Regions from separate parts of the Homo sapiens genome. Here region 2 is linked to region 1. The links are chromatin loops, found by intact Hi-C in ENCODE. Cell type or tissue: heart left ventricle. All regions are shown on one strand. Links, peaks and the distances in the headings refer to the core of each region. The heading gives the core; the rest is flanking DNA.

What was found. Hi-C counts contacts between places; a loop is a spot of excess contacts. Peaks named below come from ENCODE experiments on the same cell type or tissue, not always from the same donor. Only the 100,000 strongest peaks of a DNase experiment are listed, where the experiment ranks them.
Region 2: a loop joins it to region 1, with 10 times the contacts of the local background. A loop is called at or near these places in 63 of 110 quality-filtered maps.

Annotation. Positions count from the first base shown.
Region 1 is chr19:49,438,999-49,448,486 of GRCh38, forward strand. It overlaps SLC17A7 (solute carrier family 17 member 7), which reads right to left and starts at 2,529. Exons shown (of 12, transcript NM_020309.4): 1 at 2,320-2,529. The coding sequence starts at 2,381. PIH1D1 (PIH1 domain containing 1) reads right to left here. Exons shown (of 9, transcript NM_017916.3): 4 at 9,003-9,064; 5 at 8,829-8,910; 6 at 8,340-8,469; 7 at 8,026-8,101; 8 at 7,553-7,696; 9 at 7,300-7,425. The coding sequence ends at 7,384. RefSeq lists an enhancer at 4,823-4,932 and a silencer at 8,620-8,709. In heart left ventricle, for the core only: CTCF peaks have their summits at 4,625 and 4,828; DNase peaks (open chromatin) are centred at 2,613, 4,003, 4,593, 4,863 and 1 weaker place; H3K4me3 peaks cover 3,080 bases; H3K27ac peaks cover 1,778 bases; H3K27me3 peaks cover 895 bases.
Region 2 is chr19:49,221,845-49,231,596 of GRCh38, forward strand. LOC107985340 (a long non-coding RNA gene) reads left to right here. Exons shown (of 3, transcript XR_001753971.2): 1 at 1-411. Among named protein-coding and RNA genes, the nearest start is that of TRPM4, 69 kb to the left of the region's middle. RefSeq lists an enhancer at 4,235-4,284. In heart left ventricle, for the core only: CTCF peaks have their summits at 3,198 and 4,357 (motif pointing right); a DNase peak (open chromatin) is centred at 3,217.

The DNA.
Region 1 (9,488 bases), core at 1,489-9,488:
ATGAAGGTGGCCCTGATGCTTTGCAGGGGACAAGGACAGAGAAGGGAGACCCTAGATGTAAATCCCCCTCCCCTCCCTGGATACCCCAAACTCAGGCCTGGGGACTTGGCGATGAGGAAAAACAACACTTAGGAGGCCATTACCCCAAATTGAGATGTCTCAACTTCTCTGTCTCTCCCTCTCTCTCTCTCTGCTTCTCTCAGGATCTCTGTCCACTCCCCCACGTCTTTGTCTCCTTATGTCCCTCTGCTCTCTCTTCTCTTCCCATTGTACAACTAAGGAAACTGAGGCTCGGGGAGCTGAAGTGGCACTCCAAGGTCACAGACAAGAACAGCAATGGGACCTGATCCCTTACTGGCCCTCGGCATCCCCCTGCCCAAGACCTGGCTCTCAGAAAGGAGGCACCTTGGGTTCTCATCTCTCTGGCATCCCATTCCCCCATGTCCTTGTTCCAAGTCACCCTGGGTGCAAGGAAGCTCCCCACCAGCTGTGGCATCACTCTTCTCAAGGAAGAGCTCTGTTCTAGGCTTGGGAGGGAGACTGACCTGGGTTCAAATCATGGGGCTCATACTCATCCACTGATCTCCCCAACCCCAGAATGGAGCCTCAGTTTCCCCATCTTTGTCTAGAGGATTAAATGAGATCAACCTGTTGTCTCTAATATGGGGTATTCCCCTCTCCCTCCAACCATCAGAGCAAACCCCAGGCATTGGAAGCAAATGCTTTTCTCTGCACAAACTCCCTGCTGATGGTCCTGGCCAGAGCCCGGGGGTCTCTGGGGACCCAAGAGGTAACTCAGAGAGTGAGAGCCAGAGAGATTGACTGTGAGAAACCCTAGCACAGATGAGAAACAGAGGCAGAGACTGAGGGAGGGGCCTGAGGAATACATCCCTCCCGCTGCCACCCCCCAGCCCCCTCCACCAGCACGTCTCTTTCTCTCTCTCTCATTCTCCTGACTTCACACTGATGTATTTTGAGAAACTCGTGAAAGGAGGCGAGAAAAAGGGTGGGGAGGGGCTGGAAAATTGGAAAAAGAAGGGGTGAGGTTATCTCAGCTTCCCCTCCACCACCAACCTCCGTCACTGCACCATCCTCCTGCCCACCTCCCCCCACTTCTGTCCAGCCTTATTCTTGTCTCTCATGTTACTAGAGGGTGGGGTAACTTTGGAGCTAAGAGGTGATCTGCAGCAAGCAAGACTGATGTTAGACTTAGCAAAGGACCCCCATGGCCTAGCGAGGTGGACTGAAGCTCAGCGAAACACAGGGTCAGGGCTGTGGGCCAAGGGGACAGGGCCTGAGGGCACGGCGGCAGGGGCATGGTGCTGATGAGGCCATCTCCTTCGTGCACTGTGGCCAGATATATTTTTAGGCTTTTCCGCAGCTGAGTAATTTATCTGACTTAGAGCCAAAGCTGGGGTTGGGGGTGAGAGCCTGTGGGGAGGTGTCCAGATTATCCTGAGGGACACTCGGTTCACTGGGGTCATCAACCTGGTTGGGAGGGAGTCCCTGTCAGCCCCAGCCTGTATCCTTTGGGAAGGCTGTCCTACCCCAGGAGCCGAAATTTTTGGCCTCTAACTCCTTTCTCTCCCAGGGACCCAGGGTGCTGTGACTTCTTCCACCCAGCCTCACCCCCTCAAGGACAACGGGCTATGAGCCCCAATCCGCTTTAGCTGCAGATTAAACTCCATGCCAGACAGAAACGGAAAAAGACACAGAGAGACGGAGAGACCCATGGTGGGAGAATTAAAACACAGAGACGGGGACAGGGACCCAGAGAAGTGGGGACCAGAGATCCAGGGAAGAGGAGAGACCCAGAAAGAGGGGGACAGAGACTCTGAGTCAGGAGTTGATAGAGATCCAGTGAGAGCAATGGCCAGAGAACCAGAGAGAGGGGCACAGAGACGCAAAGAAGCGGAGGCAGAGATCTAGGGAGAAGGAGGGGCCCAGAGAGAAGGGAGCCGAGATCTGGAAAAAGAGGGAGACGGAGACCCAGAGAGAAAAGGGGCAGAGACATCCAGAAAGAGACGGGGACAGAGACCCAGAAGTGGTGGGGGAGGAGCCAGAGACCCGGGAGAGAGGCATTTACAGCACCAGAGAGAGTGGAGCCGGGTGGGGTGGGGTGCAGAAAAAGGAACAGGATAATGGACAAGGCTCGACCAGGGAGAACAGCGCCGTCGGAGCCCACGGCAGAAAACTGGACAGATGGGTGGACCCCCATGCCGGGGTATCGCCCGTTCATCTGTCAGTCTGCGCCCAGGTGGGAATTAGCATCCTCCTCAGATCCTCCCACTCTTCTCCCGGGACCCCCGCCAGGCTCACCGGTGCAGCTTCCCGAGAGCACGACCCGCTAGCTTCCGAAACTCCTCCTGGCGGAACTCCATGGTGGCGGCTCCTGCCGCCGGTCACCCCGCGGGTCCCCCCCGCCGATCCCCCCGCCCGCGGGCCCGGGCGGCCGCGTCCGGGTTCCCGGGGTCCAGCCCCGGCCCGGCCGGCCCCGCAGCTCCGCTCGGGGGGAAGGAGGCTGCAAGTGCAGGCGGCCCGGGGGCTGTCACAGGACTCAGCGCCGGGGGCGGGGCGCGGGAGGCCCCGCCCCGGCCCCACCAGGCCCCTCCCCTCGTCTGTCAGACCCGCCCCCTCTCGCAGCCCTTTCATCCTCGTCCTGTCCCCTCCTGAGCCTTCCAAGACCACGCCTGTGGGTTCTGAACTCACGCCTCCGAGTTCACGCCCCCCAATTCTGTTCCTTCCCCAGGCTACTCCCCCTATCCCTGTTCCATCACCCCTGGCTCCTACCCAGATTTTCTCTCCTCTCCTGAGTTCTCATCCCCATCATTTCTCTCCCCGACTTCTGTTCCCCCTAATTGCGTCCCTTACAATCCTGTCTTCTCTGACTTTCCCTCTGCGTTCATCCTCCAGTTCCTTCACTCCTCCCCGCCCCCACCCCGCAATTCCATCCCCATCCCACCTCGTCCCCAGTTCCAATAGTCTCATCCAGGGAGTTCTTTGTTTTCTCATTCAAGGGAAATTCTTTCCCCTCAAGTCCAACGCCTACTTCGATCCACCTGTCGTCCCCCTCTAGTCCCTTTCGCCACCCGGGTTCTTCACCCTTGAGCTCCATCTCCTCCTTAGTTTCCATCTTTCCCCTTTGAATCCCATACTCCTCCAGCTCTATTCTCCCTCCGGCGTCTCTCTCCTCCCTGTTGCTTCTCTCCCTGAGTTTCATTCCCTAACCCCGATTTTCTTCCCTCTGGCTTCCGCCCCCCACAGTTATATTTCACACACCCCGCCAGTGCCAGCTGCGACCCCATAGTCTCCCCATTGTGTTATTTCTCTGCTCCTCTGGGATCTGTCCGCGCTCTGAGTTCTTCCCTAGCTCCGGGGGATCCATTCCTCTATTTGAGTTCTGTCTCCACCCCCTGAGATCTGTCCCGCCCCCTAAATTGTGATCCGCACCCCCTGGCATCCTCACCCGCCCTCTGAATTTGTCTCCTCCCCTAGGATCTGTCGCTGACCTGAGTTCTGCCCCCGCCCTCTGAGTTCTCTCCCCACCGTTGGAGTTGTGTCCCCTTCTCCTAGGATCTGTCCCTGGCTCTGTTCCCGCCCTCTCAGTTCTGTCCTTGCCCCCTGGAATCTGTTCCTGCCATCTGAGTTCTACCCCTTCCCCACAGGATCTATCTCTGCCCCCTGGAATCTGTCCCCACCCACCGAGTTCTGGCCTCCGTCCCTGGGATCTGTCCCCGCCCTCTGTGTTCTACCCCTGCCCCATGGGATCTGTCCCCGCCCACCCAGTTCTCCCCGCCCCCTGGATCTCTCCCTACCCTCCCAGTCTTGCCCCGGCCCCATGGGATCTGTCCCCGCCCTCCGACTTCTGACCCTCGCCACTGGGATCTGTCCTCGACCTCCCAGTCCTGCCTCCGCCCCCGGAATCTGACCCCGCCCACCGAGCTCTGGCCTCCGCCCCTGAGATCTGTCCCCGCCCTCCCAGTCTTGCCCCTGCCCCATGGGATCTGTCCCCCGCCCACCGCCTCCGCCTCTGGGATCTGTCCCTGCCCTCCCAGTCCTGCTCCCACCCCCGGAATCTGTCCCCGCCCACCGAACTCTGTCTCCACGCCGGAATTCCAGCGCCGCCCCGTTGGGTAGAGCCCGGCCCTTCCCTGTCCTGGGCCCGCAGACAGGGTCCCGCCCCGCTCCTGTCCTCAGACCAGCCCATCTCCCGGCGCTGAGTCCACCTCCAGATCCAGGCCCCAGGAGGGTGATCCTTTCCCCACTACCTCCCCGCGTCGGGCCGCAAATGCATTTGGTATTAAATTTTCATGATGCGGCCCGCGGTGGGGTGGGAGGAGCAGACGGCGCGTCGGGCGGGCGCCAAGGACGGGGTGGCCGGGAAGCCACTGACCGCCGCAGCCTCTCGCTTCCAGCCTTGACTGGCTGTGTCTCTGGGTCTCACAGCTTTGAGAAACCCCTGGGACCCCAGAACGGAGGACGCTGCGGGTCTGAGGCAGGAGGGAGGTAGGAACTGGGACTCGTGGGGCTGAAGTAGCAGCGCGGGAGCCGCTCACACGCGCCACCCAGTGGCTGCAGAGTCCCCGGCCCGGGTGCGGAGGCGGTGGTTGCGGCTTGGGGCCAGGTGTGAGGGTGGAGCAGATGGTGAAGAGGAGGGAGTGGGAAGCGGGCCCCGCCGCTGCCAAAACTTGGGCCTTTGCCGAAACCATCGCCATGGAAACCGAGGAAGGAGGAAAGGACTCAGCCGCACACTTTTTCAGGACCTGGGAATGAGTTACTCGGCCCCCTCCAGCGGCTCACCGTCCCAACCACAAGTCCCAGCGGCCTCTGAGCCTCAGCGCTCGTTTGAGAAGGGCCGCGCACTCCGAGGGCCGCTGGGAGATGTAGTTCTCTGAGACGATGGGCAGGGAAAGGTTGCGCCCTCTGGTGGACACGGCGCCCACGTTCGCTCATCCGTTCCGCGGCCGGAAAGACCCTACCTGAAGTCACTCCCACCCTGACCTCTTCCCCGTCTTTTCTCCCCCTCCCTCACAATTCACCCCATTGCAGACACATTGTGCTTGCCTGCCTGCCTTTTCTTTCCTTCCTTCCTCTTCTTTCTCTTCTTTTTTCTTTCCTTCCTTCATTCCTTCTTTCTCTGTCTTCCTTCCTTTCCCCTTCCTCCTTCCTTTTTCTTTTTTTCTTTCCTTCCTTCATTCCTTCTTTCTCTGTCTTCCTTCCTTTCCCCTTCCTCCTTCCTTTTTCTTTCTCTTCTTTTTTCTTTCCTTCCTTCATTCCTTCTTTCTCTGTCTTCCTTCCTTTCCCCTTCCTCCTTCCTTTTTCTTTCTCTTCTTTTTCCTTCTTTCTTCCTTCTTTCCTTCCTTCCTCCTTTCCTTCCTCCCTTCCTTCCTTTTTGAGACAGGGTCTCACTCTGTCGCCCAGGGGCAGCTCACTGCAGTCTTAACCTCCCTGGGCTCCCACCTCAGCCTCCCGAGTAGCTGAGGACAACAGGTGTGCACCACCATGCCCCACTAACTCACATTGTGCTTTGAGCATTTACCACTGAAGTTCCTCCATCTACTGATGATCCTAGGATTCACTAAAGAAGAGGAGGGTATAGACCATCACTTTTTTTTTTTTTTTTTTTTTTTTGAGATGGAGTTTCGTTCTTGTTGCCCAGGCTGGAGTGCAATGGCGCCATCTGGGCTCACAGCAACCTCCGCCTCCTGGGTTCAAGCAATTCTCCTGCCTCAGCCTCCCTAGTAGCTGGGATTATAGGCGCTTGCCACCACGCCAGGCTAATTTTGTATTTTTAGTAAGAGACGGGGTTTCTCCATGTTGGTCAGGCTGGTCTCAAACTCCCGACCTTGGGTGATCCGCCCGCCTTGGCCTCCCAAAGTTCTGGGACTACAGGTGTGAGCCACTGTGCCCGGCCTCAACAATCACTTATTAACTCAAGAAATATTTATCAAGGCAGGGCGCTCCTGTAATCCCAGCACTTTGAGAGGCTGAGGAGGGCTGATCACTTGAGCTCAGGAGTTCGAGACCAGCCTGGGCAACAGATGGAGACCCCGTCTCTATAAAAAATATTTAAAAATTAGCTGGGCATGGTGGCACCTGTAGTCACAGCTACTTGGGAGGCTGAGGTGCAACCATCACTTGAACTCGGGAGGTTGCAGAGTGAGTCAGGATTGCACCACTGCACTCCAGCGTGGGCCTAAGAGCCAGACTCTGTCAAAAAAAAAAAGAAAGAAAGAAAGAGAGAGAGAAAGGAAGGAAGGAAGGAAGGAAAAGAAAGAAAGAATAAAGAAAGAAACTTCTGCAGATGTACTGGGAAGAGGATACAAAGTAGCAGGAACAGCAGAAACTAAGAGATGAGGGAAAATGGGTGTGGTCAGGACACTGTTCAGTATGACTGGGCTCCAGTTAGAGGAAGAGGTCAAAACTAGGCTGGGCACAGTGGCTCACGCCTGTAATCCCAGTATTTGGGGAGGCCATGGTGGGAGGATCACTTGAGGCCAAGAACTCAAGACCAACCTGGGCAACATAGCAAGACCTCATCTCTAAAAAAATGCAAAAAATAAAATTAGCTGGGCACAATGGTGCATGCCTGTCATCCTAGCTACTCAGAGGCTGATGTGGGAGGATCACTCGAACCCAGGAGTTCCAGGCTGCAGTGAGCTACATGATTGCACCACTGCACTCCAGTGACAGAGTGAGATCCTTTTTTTTTTTTTTTTTTTGAGACGGAGTTTCGCTCTTGTAGCCCAGACTGGAGTGCAATGGCACGATCTCGGCTCACTGCAACCTCCGCCTCAGCCTCCCGAGTAGCTGGGATTACAGGTTTGCGCCACCATGCCCAGCTAATTTTTGTATTTTTAGTAGAGACCGGGTTTCACCATGTCGGCCAGGCTAGTCTTGAACTCCTGACCTCAGGTGATCCACCCAGCTCGGCCTCCCAAAGTGCTGGGATTACAGGTGTGAACCACCGTGCCTGACAACCCTGTCTCTTAAACATAAAAGTGAGCCATGACCCGGGGCTCAGATCACACAGAGCCTTGAGTGCTTGGCTGAGGGGCTTGGACCTTCTCCCAGGGCGGCTGGGGAGCCACAGGAGGGCTGTGAAGAAGGAAAGTGCAGGGCCAGCTCTGGGGCCTGGGGAGGATTAACAAGGGAGACTGGAGGCCAGGAGGCTTCAGGGAGGATCCAGGGGGAAGGATGAGGCCTGAGCTGGGGCAGTGACCTCTATAGGACTGGAGGGGCACAGCCCAATGTCCCTCTTCCCTCCCAACACCCACATATCCCCAGTCAGAGACAGAACAAAGGCAAAAATCTTTTATTTCAACTTTTAGGGAAGCCAGCAGCCTCTTCTCCACATCTCAGAAGCACAAGGAGACACCCTGATCAAGAAGGCACCGGCAGAAGCGGCATGGCCACCATTAATTGCTGAGGAGACAGAGCAAAGAGAATGAGGATCCAGGACCCAGAAGTCCAGCTCCCAGCCCCCCTCCCTGGGAGACAGAGTCCAGGCCCCGCCAATGTCCCAGCTTCCCCAAGCCCCTCCCCCAGGCACCTTTCTCTTCCGGTGGAAGGCTGCCTTGCTCTCATGAGAGTTGATCTGCAGCGGGATATAAGCGTCTAGATGATACAGCTGCTGGGGGCCCCCCATCACCAGGCGGTTCTCCCCGATCTCCAGCGACAGCCCCAGGGCTCCATCCTGGAGAGGTGGCGGAATCAGGTCACCCTCCCCAGCAACAGGATGATCACCTGGACCAGGCATGGTAGCCTCACACGCTGGGAAACTATATTTGAAGGGTCTAATCTCCCAGGAAGAGACAGAAGACAGCAATTACAAGTCTCAACGACCGAGCACTTACAATCCCTTGGGCGCCCTCAGGACAGCACCAGAAGGTGGCCTGTGGGCCTCCTGGCAGAGAGGACGCAACTGACAAGTCCAGCAACAACCCCTTGTCACTCACACTCAGAGACAGTCCCTGACCTTTCCAGACCTCATTCCCCTGCTCTGGTCCAGCGCGCAAAACTCACCAGTTTGGGGAGGTCAACTTCGGCCAAGAGGAGGTCGGGGGCTTCCAGCCACAGGTTCAGGTGAGGCTTTTCAGGCCTGAGGAGGAACAAGGTCCAGGGCTGAGCACAGCTGCCAGGTCTTTGCCTGGCGTGCTGTCCCTTTTCTCCCTCCAACCAGCCCTATTGGCCTCAGGACGCCTTCCCAGTCAGGAGTTCTCTCTCCTCCCTCTCTCAGTGCCCAGGGCCCCAGGACATCACCCAGTGTGGGAGGATGGAGGGAGGGATTCCCAAGAGCGTTGAGGAAACATCAGACCGGGGATCTACCGAAGGCCCACCCTGACTCAGCTCTCCCGGGGGCGGGCGTGTACAGGTCCCCCAGCTCCTGGATCCGAGGACGCTGCTCCGAGCGGATGTTCTGCTGCGAGATGGAGCCCATGAATGGCCGGTTCTTCATCATGCGCCATTCTGAGGGTCAGGAGCGCCGTCAAACATCGTACAGGTCAGGGTTCCCTTTGTGGGGGCCAAGAGCCTCCCGGGATAGGCTCCACCGGCTCACCAGGACTCTTGGGGTCTGACCACACCCCGCAGGCTTGGCTCCAGGAAGCCCGCCCACCTTAGTCACGCCCCTCCCATGATATGCCCCAATAAAACCCACCCCTGGAGATGTTCCTGGCCCCGCCCCCTCAGGGCGTCCAGACTCCACCCCCTCCTAGTAGCACAGACTCCAGGGCACCCTGCCCAAGCCAGCCCCTCCTCTCCTAGGGGTGTTCCCCAAACCGCTCCTGGCTCCACTCTTTCCCGAGGGCCCAGGACCTGCCCCTCACCCGGATTCAGCTGCAAGTTGTATTTGTCCTCAAGGCCCTCCCTGGCGATGGTGATCACGAGCTCCCGCAAGAAATCGCTGTTCTGGGGTGACAGAGAGGGAAAAGACAGGCGGTGGCGGGGAGGGTAGGGGTAGAGACCCCTGCCCAGGCCTCAACCGCAGCCCCGCCCCCAACCTGCATCCTCCGGTAGAAGTCGCTGTTGACAGCTACGTCGTAGGCGGTACATCCCTGGCCTTCTGCGGGGAGAAAAAGGGGGTGAGGACCCCCCAGCCCTCTGCAGGAAGCCCACAGCCCAGACCCAGACAGGGAAGAAACATTCAGGGACAGCGGCCGTAAGAAGCAGAGAGAGACATAAGGAAGTGAGAGCTGGGCACTCACTTTCCGCTCTGGACTCTCCGCCCAGCCTCCTCCCTGGCCTCTTATCTCCTGTCCATCAGTGTGATGTCACTAGAGTTGACCCTATCCCTTCCCTGCTCACAGCTCTTCTCTGGCTCCCCAGTGCTCCCAAGTGAAGGTCTGAGCCCCACAAGCCTGGCGTTGGAGACCCTATGTGGTCTGCCCCTCCCACCTCTGGAGAAGACCTCATTCTTCTAGCAACCTCGGCCCACTGAATTTCTTTCAGTCACTCTCCATTACTGGCTGATCCAATCCAATCATTCT
Region 2 (9,752 bases), core at 871-8,870, 220 kb before region 1:
TTAGTTAGCTGTGACTGCAAGAACAAAGACCCTGTTATCCCAATCATCATCATGAGGACTAGCTGGGCCGCAGCTTAAAGGGACATTTCATAGCTTAAAAAAGACAAACTGTTGGTCCTGCCACCTCCAACTACAAAGGTGTTGCAACTGATAAGCCTTTTGGGATCTTGAGGACGCCACATCTCACGTGTGGAAATTTCACTAACGTGGCTGCAGCAAGTGACCAGACAGATGGCCGCATTTGAGTGGGAGCCTCTTTAGCAAGAGCTTTTTAAAATCAAGCTCCACCCAGGAGCTCTTTATCTTCTTCAGAACCCACGGGATTACAGACATCTGCACCAGCCCCCGTGGGACCTTGGAGTCCAGGAGAATGAATACCAAGGCATTGATGCTCATGCTCCCTGCTGGCTGGTGAGTAATAAAGTCCCTTGTCTCTGGCCCAGGAGTCTTGTGTCTTCTGGCAACATTTGTGAAACAGTAATGGGCTAGCTTGTTTTATTTTTATTTTTATTTTTTATTTTATTGATTGATTCATTGAATTAGGGACAGGGTCTCACTCTGTCACCCAGGCTGGAGTGCAATGGTGCACTCCAACCTGGGCTCAAGTGATCCTCCCACCTCAGCCTCCCGAGTAGCTGGGACTACAGGTGCATGCCACTATGCCCAACTAATTTTTTACATTTTGTAGAGACGGTCTGGCTACATTGCCCAGAGTGGTCTCGATCTCCTGGGCTCAAGGGATCCTCCTGCTTCAGCCTCCCAAGGTGCTGGGATTACAGGCATGAGCCACTGCACCCAGCCCAGGCTGGCTTGTAAGTAGGACAAAATGAAAGTCCGGACCTGGTAGTGTGGAAAAGGATGGGATGTTGACAGAGGCGTGGCTTTCTGGAATTGGAAGGACAGGGCCTCCATGGGCCTGGTTCAAAAATATGAGAAGAATCCCTGGGATCCAGTAGGGAATTCTCTCATCCAAGTAGAGGAGGATGGCCAGGAATAGAGGTCTTCACTGTCCTACTTGTATTTTTTTTTTTTTTTTTTTTAGATGGAGTTTCACTGTTGTTGCCCAGGCTGGAGTGCAGTGGTGCAACCTCGGCTCACTGCAACCTCCGCCTCCTGGGTTCAAGCAATTCTCCTGCCTCAGCCTCCCGAGTAGCTGGGATTACAGGCAGGCACCGCCACGCCCGGCTAATTTTGTATTTTTAGTAGAGACGGGGTTTCTCCATGTTGGTCAGGCTGGTCTCGAACTCCCGACCTCAGGTGATCCACCTGCTTCGGCCTCCCAAAGTGCTGGGATTGCAAGCATGAGCCACCGCACCCAGCCTGTCCTACTTGTTAATGAGGCTCAGTGGCTACAGATAGGATCAAAATCAGTGGGCAAAACAGTGGGCAAATGGTGCCTGGCTGCACCTGGGTTCTTACCCTTCTCCAGGCAGGTGGAGGAAGAAATGGGATCATGAAAATGAGACAACAAGCCCCAGGGACCCAACCAAGAGGCAGCATGGCTGTGGCCGCTGGGTCAAAGGGTCTCTGAAACCGAAGTGGTATCAGCAACAAGGACCTTGTTATTTGTTTCTTTGTTTTGAGACAGGGTCTTGCTCTGTCACCCAGGCTGAAGTACAGTGGCGCAAACATGGCTCACTGTAGCCTCAAACTCCCAGGGCCAAGGGGTCCTCCCCACTCAGCCTCCCGAGTAGCTGGGACCACACGTATGCACCACTACACCCAGCTAATTTAAAATTTTTTTGTAGAGATGAGGTCTCGCTATGTTTCCCAGGCTGGTCGTGAGCTCCTGAGCACAAGTGATGCAATCACCTCGGCCTCCGAAAGCCCTGAGATTACAGGCATGAGCCGCTATGCCCTGCCTTGCTATTTGATATTGAGCCTTCAGTGGGCTGAAAACATTAGTGAAGATCCCACCCTGCGAGTGTTTCTGGCCCCACCACGGTCCAATTTGGATCCAGTCCACAGCTGGGTGCAGGGCTGGTCAAAGATGCTGAGGACTGGGAGGGCTGAGCCTGGCCATCTGTGGAAGAGCAGAAAGAGAGGGGCCTCTGTGCCTAAGAACTTGCTGGGTCCTGGGAGGTACCTGGGTTGCAGCTCTGGCACTGATCCTGGAGGGAGGAGCCAAGTGAGCCGATAGAGAGGTCAATAATGAAGTTTTTTTGTTGTTTGTTTTTTGAGATGGAGTCTTGCTCTGTCGCCCAAGCTGGAGTGCAGTGGCATGATCTTGGCTCACGGCAAGCTCTGCTTCCTGGGTTCATGCCATTCTCCTGCCTCAGCCTCCCCAGTAACTGGGACTACAGGTGCCCGCCACCATGCCTGGCTAATTTTTTGTATTTTTTATAGAGACGAGGTTTCACCGTGTTAGCCAGGATGGTCTCGATCTCCTGATCTCATGATCCACCCGCCTCTGCCTCCCAAAGTGCTGGGATTACAAGTGTGAGCCACCATGCCCGGCCCTTTTTTTTTTTTTTTTTTTTTTTTTGAGATGGAGTTTCACTCTTGTTGCCCAGACTGGAGTGCAATGACGCGATCTCTGCTCACTGCAAGCTCCGCCTCCCAGGTTCAAGCAATTCTCCTGCCTCAGCCTCCTGAGTAGCTGGGACTACAGGTGTGCACCACCACACCTGGCTAATTTTGTATTTTTGGTAGAGACGGAGTTTCTCCATGTTGGTCAGTCAGGTCTTGAACTCCTGACCTCAAGTGATCCGCCCGCCTCGGCCTCCCAAAGTGCTGGAACTACAGGTGTGAGCCACCGCGCCCGACCAACAATGAGTTTTTTTCCCCTGCCTTTGCTGTCCCCCTGGGATGCCCCCCAGCCCCAAGTTGCTCCAGGGCTGAGGCTGTAGTCCCTGACCCACAGACTTCTTGGTCCAAGTACCTGAATTCAACCAGTCAGGCTCCCAGTGGGAAGGGAAGCTGAAGAGATCTCGTTGGGTGTGGCACCTAGAGCCAATTCAATGTCCCGCTGTGTGGTTTCCACGACTGAGCGGGTGTAATTGGTACTGATGCTTTACATGCTCGAAAAAACTACACATGCCTTGTTATCAGAGGATTCTACCAGTCGGAGGCTGTGGCATATGCCGCCCTCTTCACCTCTACCAGAAACAATGTGGGATCCCAGTAGAAAAGGAAACACAACTGTAATGACTAAATGGCTGCTGGAGTGCTCCGGGAAGCCGTTTCCCAGTGCCACAGTGCCACCTGCCTGACACGGCCACCAAGTACACTCCTTTTAAAAAGAAAGGGCAGCTGGGCTGGGTGCGGTGGCTCACACCAAGAGGTGGGTGGATTGCTTGAGTCCAGGAGTTCAAGACCAGCCTGGGCGACATAGTGAAAACCCATCTCTGTTTTTTTTAAATTAAAATTTTATTTATTTATTTTGAGACAGAGTCTTGCTCTGTGACCAGGCTGGAGTGCAGTGGTACGATCTCGGTTCACTGCAACCTCCACCTCTGGGGTTCAAGCGATTCTCCTGCCTCAGCCTCCCCAGTAGCTGGGATTACAGGCACCTGCCACCATGCCCAGATAACTTTTGTATTGTTAGTAGAGACTGGGTTTCACCATGTTGGTCAGGATGGTCTTGATCTCTTGACCTTGGGATCTACCCACCTCTGCCTCACAAAGTGCTGGGATTACAGGCGTGAGCCACCGTGCCCGGCCCTGTCTCTCTTCTAATAAATAATAAAAAAAGAAAAGAAGGCCGCTATGAATCACTATTAAGCTCTCCTTGAAAGCAAACGCCTGGCTTGTGGTGGCCTTTGACTCCCCAGCCTCACACCCTTGTTCTCGGGTAGGTTAACTGCAGCTTCACTAGCAATACCGGAAATGGCCAAAGGTAAAGGGTACGTCTAAGAGCACAGCTGGTCTGGTCCTCAGGTCTTCTGAGTTTTACATACAAAAGTCACAGCTACCCCTGTTTCTTCTGTTTTCTGTTTCGAGACGGTCTTGCTGTGTTGCCCAGGCTGGAGTGCAGTGGCATGATCGTGGCTCACTGCAGCCTGGAACTCCTGGGCTCAAGCGATCCTCCCACCTCAACCTCCTGAGTAGCTGGGACTATAGGCATGCGCCAGCATACCCGGTTAATTTTTTAATTTTTTTTTTTTCCAGAGACAGAGTCTCGCTGTGTTGCCCATGCTGGTCTTGAACTCCTGGGCTCAAGCAATCCTCCTGCCACGGCCTCCCAAAGTGCTGGAATTACAAGTGTGAGCCGCCGCACCCCGCAGCAGCTACCCCATTTGGAGAAAACTCTCCTCCACTCCCCTGCCTGAGGCAATTCCTCTGGCTCAATGGGGCCCTCAATTCAAACGGGTTCCCTTAAACGGCTGGGCGCATTCCACTATGTTAAACCTAAAGATGTCCACTAGGGGGCAGCAACCACCTAACCCCAACACCAACTCCGGAAGACATTGATTGCAGTTTGGTTGATATTTAAGGTATTCAATGGGACTTTGTAACTTCCTCACTATCTGCGGGTGTCTGGTATTATTGATTGTTGGATCATCTTCCTCAAGAATCAGCTCAAAAAGGTTTCTGGTTTCCCCTTCCTACCTCTTCCTGATCCACACACTTTATTTATTTATTTTTTGAGACAGATGCTCTGTTGCTCAGGCTGGAGTGCAGTGGTGCCATCTCGGCTCACTGTAACCTCTGCCTCCTGGGTTCAAGCGATTCTCCTGCCTCAGCCTCCCAAGTAGCTGGGATTATAGGCGTCACCATGCCTAGGTGATTTTTGTATTTTTAGTAGAGATAGGTTTCACCATGTTGGCCAGCTGGTCTCGAACCCCTGACCTCAAGTGATCCACCCGTCTTGGCCTCCCAAAGTGGGGGGATCACAGGCGTGAGCCACCACACCCGGCCGCACACACTTTACTCAGGCCGTTTGGTCACTGAATGTGGCAGTCCCAGAAGAGGCTTCATCTCTTCTTGGCTGCATCTTGGATAGTCCCTGAGACAGAAGTGTTGGAGGAGTTACAGAGACCCGAGGTCAGGAGATCGAGACCATCCTGGCTAACATGGTGAAACCCCGTCTCTACTAAAAATACAAAAAATTAGCCGGGCTTGGTGGCGGGCGCCTGTAGTCCCAGCTACTCAGGAGGCTGAGGCAGGAGAATGGCATGAACCCGGGAGGCGGAGCTTGCAGTGAGCCGAGATCACACCACTGCACTCCAGCCTGGGTGACAGAGCAAGACTCCGTCTCAAAAAAAAAGTACAATTTTGCCCGCTGACCATTGTTGGGAATGATGCATCTTTCTTTCCGCTGGACAGCCTGGTGGTCATGCCCTCCAGATGGCAGTTGAGTCCTGAGGGGGCCAAGTAGGGGATTCAAACTAATGCTGGTTTAGGCACCAGAATCCCCTTGTTGGACCGACATGGTGCTAGATCAGGAGTTGGCACACTATAGCCTGTGGGATACATCTGGCCTGTGACCTGTTTCTGTGTGGTCTATAAACTAACAAAGCTTTTCATATATTTTAAAGAATGTGTTGTTGTTGTTGTTGTTGTTGTTGTTTTTGAGATGGAATCTCGCTTTGTCGCCCAGGCTGGAGAGCAGTGGTATGATCTTGGCTCACTGCAAGCTCCGCCTCCTGGGTTCACGCCATTCTCCTGCCTCAGCTTCCCGAGTAGCTGGGATTAAAGGTGCCCGCCACCATGCCCGGCTAATTTTTGTATTTTTAGTAGAGACGGGGTTTCTCCATGTTGGCCGTCCTGGTCTTGAACTCCTGACCTCAAGTGATCCACCTGCTTCAGCCTCCCAAAGTGCTGGAATTACAGGCGTGAGCCACGGCTCAGCCAAGAATTGTTTAAAAAAAAAAAAAAAAAAAAAAAGCCAGGTGTGGTGGCTCACCTCTGTAATCCTAGCACTTGGGGAGGCTGAAGCAGAAGGATCACTTGAGCCCAGGAGATCAAGACTAGCCTGGGCTATGTGGTGAAAGCCTGTCTCTACAAAAAATTAAAAATTAGCTGGGTGTGCTGGTGCACGCCTGTAGTCCCAGCTACTCGGGAGGCTGAGGTGGGAGGATCGCTTGAGCCTGGGAGGTCGAAGCTGCAGTGAGATATTATTGTACCACAGCTCTCCAGCCTCAGTGACAGAGCAAGATCTTGTTTCAAAAAGAAAAAAGAAAAAGATGACTATGCCACAGAAAACAAATGCCCTACAAAACCCAAAATACTATTACCTGGTTCTTTCCAGAAAAAGTTGGCTCACTCCTGTGTTAGTTGAAACAACCTGCTGATATTACTTATGTGGCTTAACTGAGACAATGTAACGGTAATTCCAGCCAAGCTTAACAACAAAATCCAATGACTGTCTCTTCTCAGGTTGGGGAGGTAAGCTGTGGCATGCCCATTGTGGATGGGGGTTGCTTTTAGGCTCATCTGTTGTCACCCTGTAATTGTTTGTAAAGACATCAAAGATCAGATCAGTTTTTTTATTTTTAAATTTCTTTTTTTGGTATTTTAGCAGATCAGCCTAAAGTTCTCTGCTCTGCTTATAATGGACAATAGAGTCGCCTTAGACTATATCCTGGTTGTCCAAAATAAGATGTACTGGTCCTCTGGGACCAGTTTTTACTTTTTTTTTTTCTGAGATGGAGTTTCACTCTTGTTGCCCAGGCTGGAGTGTAATGGCATGATCTCAGCTCGTTGCAACCTCTGCCTCCCGGGTTCAAGCGATTCTTCTGCCTCAGCCTCCCAAGTAGCTGCGATTACAGGCATGTGGCACCATGCCCGGCTAATTTTGTATTTTTAGTAGAGACGTGGTTTCTCCATGTTGATCAGGCTGGTCTTGAACTCCTGACCTGAGGTGATTCCCCCTCCTCGGCCTCCCAAAGTACTGGGATTACAGACGTGAGCCACCACACCTGGACTTTTATTTTTTTTTTATTTTAATTTTATTGTATTAGAGACAGGGTCTTGCTCTGTCACCTAGGCTGGAGTACAGTGGCGTGATCTTGGCTCACTGCAACCTCAACCTTCTGGGTTCAGGGGATCCTCCCGCCTCAGCCTCCCAAGTAGCTAGGATTACAGGTGTGCCACCACTTCTGGCTAATATTGTTTTTGTATTTTTTGTAGAGATGGGCCTTCACTACGTTGCCCAGGCTGATCTTGAACTCCTAAGATTAAATGATCTGCCGGTCTCAGCCTCCCAAACTGCAGGGATTACAGGCATGAGCCACCTTGAGACTTATTCACAGTTGGCTGAGTCTAGGACCCTGGGGGACATAGTTGAGAGTTGAGGTCAATACTCAAGGTTGGCCTGATCTTGCTGTTGGGAGTCCCATCAAAAGTAGCCTTAATTAAAGGCCGAATGAGACAAATTGAAGTGATTTTTTTTTTTTTTTTTGAGATGGAGTCTCTGTGGCCCAGGCTGGAGTGCAATGGCACAATCTTGGCTCATTGCAACCTCTGCCTCCCAGGTTTAAGCGATTCTTCTGCCTCAGCCTCCCAAGTAGCTGGGATTACAGGCACCTACCACGACACCTGGCTGTTTTTTTGTATTTTTAGTAGAGAAAGAGTTGCCCCATGTTGGCCAGGCTAGTTTCAAACTCCTGACCTCAAGTGATTTCAGCCTCCCAAAGTGCTGGGATTACAGGTGTGAGCCACCATGCCTGGCCTGAAGTGATTTTATTCCAGCCTGTTAGTTAGATGAATCAGAGTGGCTGATGGGTGTCAGAGTCATTTGAAAACTTGCCAGAAGCTAAGATGATGCGGGTCTGGGGGTGGGTATTGCTGTGTTGGGAGACTGTCCTCCACAGTTGTCTTGTGTTTCCTGCATGTTGTGTGGGGTGTGCATGGCTGCAAGGCCCTGGTCACTGTTTCTTCAGGGTTGTTTACGCAGCTGGCAAACTTGAGCAATGAGGCAACCCCTCCCCTCTCACAAAGAGAGGCTTGCTTGTTGATTGCTATAAAGAAGAGGGGGTTCCCTAAGCTCAGTGCTCCTCTCCTGTAATACAACCCTCTGTACGTGCAGGCATCCACCTGGGCCCTGGCATTGCCCTTACAGAGTTTGGAGAGAAAGGAGAACCAATGAAAACATGCTGTGTTTATGCTGCTGGCTGTACTGGGAGGAATATGGTCCTTTGTCTCTGACCCAGGAGTTTCATGTCTTCTGCCAAGATACATTACATGGACAGATACATTAGGTAGATAGATACATTAGATATAGATAGATACATTAGATATAGATAGATACATTAGATATAGATACATTAGATATAGATGGATACACAGATAGATACACAGATAGATAGATAGATAGATAGATAGATAGATAGATAGATAGATAGATTCATTTATTTATTGAGACAGAGTCTTGCTCTGTCACCGAAGCTGGAGGGTAGTGGCTTGTTCTTGGCTCACTGCAACCTCCACCTCCTGGGTTCAGGTGATTCTCCTGCCTCAGCCTCCACAGCAGCTGGGATTACATGCCCACCTAATTTTTGTATTTTTAGTACAGACAGGGTTTCACCATATTGCCCAGGCTGGTCTCGAACTCCTGACCTCAGGTGATCTTCCCGCCTTGGCCTCTCAAAGTGCTGGGATTACAGGCATGCACTACCGCGCCCAGCCAGATGCCGCCATTAAGTGCTTTTTTGGGAAGAGGTTGCTCACACCTCCATTTGTACAAGGGATACTTGCATTCTATTAGATGGAAGCACAATGATGTTTTCTTGTTGTATAAAAGTTTAAATAAGGGTAGATTTGTGTGAACAGATACTGAGTAGCCAAAATGTTGGCCTGTGTTGGACACTGTTGCCTCTCAGTTCCATATTCTTCTTTCTTCTCTTTTCTATCGATGGCCAGGCTAGGAAGCCTACAAAACATATTCCCCAGGCCCCTGTGGTATTGTCAGTGAGGCATGTTGCTTTCTGCTGCTTTAAATGCTTTACTCACAGCCCTAACCTCTTTGCACTCAATTCCAGCACTTATGTCATCTCTGCGTCTACTGCTTGTCTTTTTCTCTTGGTGAGTTGCAATTTTGATTCTTTGTATGCTGAGCAATTTTGGGTTGTATTCTGGACATCTTAAATATTATGTGATAAGGTGCTGGGTCTTGTTTAAATTCTATGTAGATTGTGGATACGTTTTGTGCGGGGGGGTTGTTTTGTTTCGTTTTTGACACAAGGTCTCCCCCTGTCTCCCAGGCTGGAGTGCAGTGGCGTGATCTTGGCCCACTGCAACCTCCGTCTCCCAGGTTCAAGAGATTCTCCCACCTCAGCCTCTTGAGTAGCTGAGATTACAGGCATGTGCCACCACAGCCCGGCTAATTTTTGTATTTTTATTAGAGATGGGGTTTCATCATATTGCTCAAGCTGGTCTTGAACTTCTGACCTCAGGTGATCCACCCGCCTTGGCCTCCCAAAGTACTGGGATTACACGCATAAGCCACCACGCCCGGCCTGTTTTAGTTTTGTTGAGACAGTGTCTCGCTCTGTTGCTCAGGCTGGAGTGCAGTGGCATGACCTCGGCTCACTGCAGCCTCCACCTCCCAGGCTCAAGCGATCCTCTCACCTCAGCCTCCCAAGTATCTGGGATTACAGGCACGTGCCACCATGCCTGGCTAATTTTTGTATTTTTTGGTATAGATGGGGTTTCACCATATTGGCCAGGCTGGTCTTGAACGCCTGACTGCAAGTGGTCCTCCTGCCTCGGCCTCCCAAAGTGCTGTGATTACAGGCGTGAGCCACCACACCCGGCGATACTTTTGTTTTGACAGGTCACTGACCTAGTTTGGTTCAGCTCAGGGCTTC